2 separate regions of the Homo sapiens genome follow, and region 1 is linked to region 2. The links are chromatin loops, found by intact Hi-C in ENCODE. Cell type or tissue: heart left ventricle. All regions are shown on one strand.

What was found. Hi-C counts contacts between places; a loop is a spot of excess contacts. Peaks named below come from ENCODE experiments on the same cell type or tissue, not always from the same donor. Only the 100,000 strongest peaks of a DNase experiment are listed, where the experiment ranks them.
Region 1: a loop joins it to region 2, with 3.0 times the contacts of the local background. A loop is called at or near these places in 5 of 110 quality-filtered maps.

The regions. Positions count from the first base shown.
Region 1 is chr7:74,388,100-74,390,599 of GRCh38, reverse strand. CLIP2 (CAP-Gly domain containing linker protein 2) reads right to left here. Exons shown (of 17, transcript NM_003388.5): 13 at 1,341-1,497. Among named protein-coding and RNA genes, the nearest start is that of GTF2IRD1, 65 kb to the left of the region's middle. In heart left ventricle, no CTCF peak of the experiment used is centred here; a DNase peak (open chromatin) is centred at 1,509.
Region 2 is chr7:74,331,706-74,334,205 of GRCh38, reverse strand. The region is part of intron 2 of CLIP2 (CAP-Gly domain containing linker protein 2); the gene reads right to left. Among named protein-coding and RNA genes, the nearest start is that of CLIP2, 44 kb to the right of the region's middle. In heart left ventricle, no CTCF peak of the experiment used is centred here; a DNase peak (open chromatin) is centred at 1,332.

The DNA.
Region 1 (2,500 bases), 56 kb before region 2:
ACTTGCCACCTAAGGTGATCCTCCCACCTCAGCCTCCTGAGTAGCTGGGATTACAGATGTATGCTACTATGCCCAGCTAAATTTTGTGTTTTTGGTAGAGAGGGGTTTTGCCATGTTGCCCAGGCTGGTCTCAAAGTCCTTGGCTCAAGTGATCCTCCTGCCTCAGCCTTCTAAAGTGCTGGGATTACAAGTGTGAGCCACCACGCCTGGCCTGGCTTCTTATTTTAAGATGGATTCGTATCTTACACTTTTTCAGTCTTAATTCTAATATGGTAAATATAGAATAAACAAACAAAAGCTCTTTGGGGATCCTCAATAATTTTTAGGAGTTTAAAGGGGTCCCTGAGACCAAACATTTTGGGGAGGCATTAATCCTTTCTTTCTTTCTTTCTTTCTTTCTTTCTTTCTTTCTTTCTTTCTTTCTTTCTTTCTTTCTTCTTTCTTTCTTTTTCTTTCTTTCTTTCTCTCTCTCTCTCTTTTCTTTCTTTCTTTCTTTCTTTTTTTTTTTTAAAGAGACAGGGTTTTGCTCTATTGCCCCGGCTGGAGTGCAGTGGTATGCCATAGCTGACTGCAGCCTCGAACTCCTGGGCTCAAGAGATCATCCTGCCTCAGCCTCCCAAGTAGCTAGGACTACTGGTGCATACCACCAGGCTTGGCTAATTAAAAGAAAAAAAAAAAACTTTATTATTATTATTTTTTTGAGATGGAGTCTTGCTCTGGTCACCCAGGTTGGAGTGCAGTGGCATGATCTCAGCTCACTGCAGCCTCCTCCTCTCGGGTTCAAGGAATTCTCATGCCCCAGCCTCCTGAGTAGCTGGGACTACAGGCACACACCACTACACCCAGCTAATTTCTGTATTTTTAGTAGAAACAGGGTTTCACCATTTTGGCCAGGATAGTCTTGAACCCCTGACCTCAGGTGATCCGGCTGCCTCGGCCTCCCAAGGTGCTGGGATTACAGGTGTGAGCCACTGCACCCAGCCTAATTTTTTTTTTTTTTTTTTTTTTTTTAGAGATAGGGGTCTCACTATGTTGCCCAGGCTGGTCTTGAACTCCTGGGCTCAATCCTCCTGCCTCAGCCTCCCAAAGTGCTGGGATTACAGGCATGAGCCACTGTGCCTGGCCCTACTCTTTTCTATAAGCTCTGCTTGGAAAACAGTGTAGAGGCTTTGGAGACTTTATCGGAGCTTAGAGGAGAGCAGGGTGATCGCTCGAGATCGGCCACCTGGCCCACCAGCTCTATCCCCCTCTCTGCCCCAAGATAACATGAGCTAATGTCAAGAAGAGGAGCAAGGGCCAGGGCCACAGGGAGGACCCAGCCGGCCCCACGGCCGCCTCACCGCTCCTTCCGCAGCAGCTCCTGGCTGATGAGGACTAGCTGGCCCGAGGCGTCATGGGTCTTCCGGGACACGGTCTCCAGCTCTGCCTCCAGGCGCCGCTTCTCCTTCAGGAGGGCGTCCACCTTCTTCTCGCCTGACTTACACTTGCTCTCCAGCGCTGGGGTCAGCCGGCAGGGAAGGGAGGAAGAGGATTGGGAACACGTGAGCTTCTGTCCCACCCAAGGGCAAAGACCTGGGCAGGGCGCTGATTCTCCCAGGGGATGAAGGTGACATACCCCACTGCATAGTTTTGACGGTTTTTTTAGAGATTGGGTCTGGCTCTGTCACCCAGACTGGAGTACAGTGGCACAATTATAGCTCATTGCAGCCTCCAACTCCTGAGCTCAAGCAATCCTCCTGCCTCAGCCTCCTGAGTAGCTGGGACTACAGGAGTGCACCATCATACCTGGCGGTTTTTTTTTTTTGGAGACAAAGTCTCACTCTGTCACCCAGGCTAGAGTGCAGTGGTACGATCTTGGCTCACTACAACCTCCGCTTCCTGGGTTCAAGCAATTCTTCTGCCTCAACCTCCCAAGTAGCTGGGACTACAGGCATGTGCCACCACACCTGGCTAATTTCTGTATATTTAGTAGAGATGGGGTTCACCATGTTGGCCAGACTGATCTCGAACTCCTGACCTCAAACAATCCACCCAACTTGGCTTCAAAAGTGCTGGGATACAGATGTGAGCCGCGGTGCCCGGCCAAATTTTTTTTTTTTTTTGAGACGGAGTCTTGCTATTGTCGGCCCAGGAGTGCAATGGCATGTTCTCAGCTCACTGCAACCTCCGCCTCCCAGGTTGCAGCAATTCTCCTGCCTCAACCTCCCAAGTAGCTGAGATTACAGGTGCCCACCACCATGCCTGGCTAATTGTTTTTGTGTGTGTGTGTGTGATAGAGTCTCACTCCGCTGCCAGGCTGGAGTGCCATGGCACAATCTCGACTTATTGCAACCTCTACCTCCCGGGTTCAAGTGACTCTCCTGCCTCAACCTCCTGAGTAGCTGGGACTACAGGTGCACGCTACCACGCTCAGCTAATTTTTTTGTATTTTTAGTAGAGACGGGATTTCATCATGTTGGCCAGGCTGGTCTGAAACTCCTGACCTCAGGTGATCTACCCG
Region 2 (2,500 bases):
CAGCTTCCTGCAGTTGAGAAACCATGGGAAATTCCCTATCCCTCCAGGGAGTCATCAGTGACATACTGGCTTGGCCAGGGCGAGCCAAGTCTGGCCTTCCCAGATGTGTGCCTCAGTTTCTCCATGACATAACAAAGGACTAGGTCAGAAATAGCTAAGGTCCTTTCCAGCGCTGACATTCTCCATGTCCTACGTCTCCTCCCAGGGGAGCCAATGTATATACGATGGAGTTTTTGAAACCTGGTTAACAGGAGCTTCCTCGGTCCATATCCTCGCAGGCCAAAGGCAAGCTGTTTGGGAGCTCCCTGTGGGCACAGCCTGGGCCTCACTGCCCTCTGAGTTCCCCAGCAAACCCCCGCGAAGGCAAAGAGCCACTAGTGACTTCCAGCTGGGCCCAGCAACACAGACTTAAACCTCACATGAGGCTGGGCACCATGGCTCATGCCTGTAATCCCAGCACTTTGGGAGGCTGAGACAGGAGGATTGCTTGAGGCCAGGAGTTTGAGACCAGCCTGGGTAACACAGTGAGACCCTGTCTCTACAAAAAAATACAAAAATTAGCCAGCCATGGTGGCTCGCTCCTGTAGTCCCAGCTACTCGGGAGGCTGAGGCAGGAGGATTGCTTGAGCCCAGGGAGTGGAGGCTGCAGTGAGCCATGATCTCATCACTGCACTCCAGCCTGGGCGACAGAGCGAGACCTCATCTCCAAAAGAATTAAAATAGGCTGGGCAAGGTGGCTCATGCCTGTAATCCCAGCACTTTGGGAGGCCGAGGTGGGTGGATCACCTGAGGTCAGGAGTTTGAGACCAGCCTGGCCAACATGGTGAAACCCCATCTCTACTAAAAATACCATAATTAGCTGGGCGTGGTGGCAGGTGCCTGTGATCCAAGCTACTTGGGAGGCTGAGGCAGGAGAATCGCTTAAGCCCAGGAGACGGAGGTTTCAGTGAGCTGAAATCGCATCACTGCATTCCAGCCTGGGCGACAGAGCAAGACTCTGTCTCAAAAAAAAATTAAAATAAACCTCCTACATGCAGTTGATTTATTCCCCAGACAGTGATTCCCACCCAGACAAGAGCCACAAAGGAATTTACTGCAAGTTTCAAGTTCAAAGCATGACAAGGGCCTAAGGACACGGTGCAGGGTGGCTGCAGCTGGTGGCGTGGTCCTGCAGCCGGTGGGGATAAAAAGGGCGCCCAGATGACGCATTCTCCCCTCCGCCTGCGAGGACGCGGGTCCTGCCCTGCCTGTGGAGGTGGGGACTGGCTTTTCCTGCTCAATCTCATCAGGAGGGACCCCAATTCCTGAGGACCTACTAGGTGCCAGACTCTGTGTCAGACACTGGACAAGAGGCATGGCCAAACGGGGCCCGGCAAGGGGGTGGAGTGGGGATGCCAGCAACTACAATTCAGCTTGCCACGCCATGTGCGTAACTGAGGAAGGAACCCAAAATGTGGTACCCGGGGGAGCGGGAGGGAGGGCTCCACCTCGAATGATGTGGGTGTGGGTATTTCCCACGACCTCTTGCCCCAGGAAAGTTACAGAGCTGGCTCCCTCACCTCCTCAGAGAAGCCTTTCCTGACTGCTTTATCTAAAACTCATCACCCTGGTTGGGCATGGTGGTTTGTGCCTGTAATCCCAGCTCTTTGGGAGGCCAGGGCAGGAGGATCACTTGAGGTCAGGAGTTGAAGACCAGCCTGGACAACATAGCAAGACCCCATCTCTAAAAAAAAAAAAAAAAAAAAGAGAATTCTAGGCTGCAGTGAGGCATGATCCCACCACTGCAATCCAGCCTGGGCAATAGGGAGACACTGCCTCTGAGAAAAAAATTACACGGGGCACAGTGGCTCATGCCTGGAATCCCAGCACTTTGGGAGGCTGAGGTGAGCAGATCACCTGATGTCAGGAGTTCAAGAACAGCCTGGTCAACATGGTGAAACCTCGTCTCTACTAAAAATACAAAAATTGGCCTGGCATGGTGGCGGGCACCTGTAATCCCAGCTACTCGAGAGGCTGAGGCAGGAGAATCACTTGAACCTGGGGGGCGGAGGTTGCAGTGAGCCGAGATCGCATCACTTCACTCCAGCCTGGGCAAAAGAGCAAAACTCCATCTCCAAAAAACAAAAAACCCCAACAACAACAAACCTTCTTCTCTGATCAGTAGCAGGGGACCCCGATCTACATGGTGCCCCCCACCCACCACAATAATCTACCAACTGCTACAGCTTTAGCTACTGCCTACATGTGACCACATTTTTTTCTTTAAGACACAAATACACTCTCCTTGTAAATGATTCAAATGACACAGGAAGATGTAGAATGAAACTGATCCCGGCTGGGCGTGGTGGATCACACCTGTAATCCCAGCACTTTGAGACTGAGGCGGGTGGATTACCTGAGTTCAGGAGTTCAAGACCAGTCTGGCCAACATGGTGAAACCCCGTCTCTACTTAAAAAACACAAAATTAGCTGGGTGTGGTGGCAGGCATCTAAAGTCCCA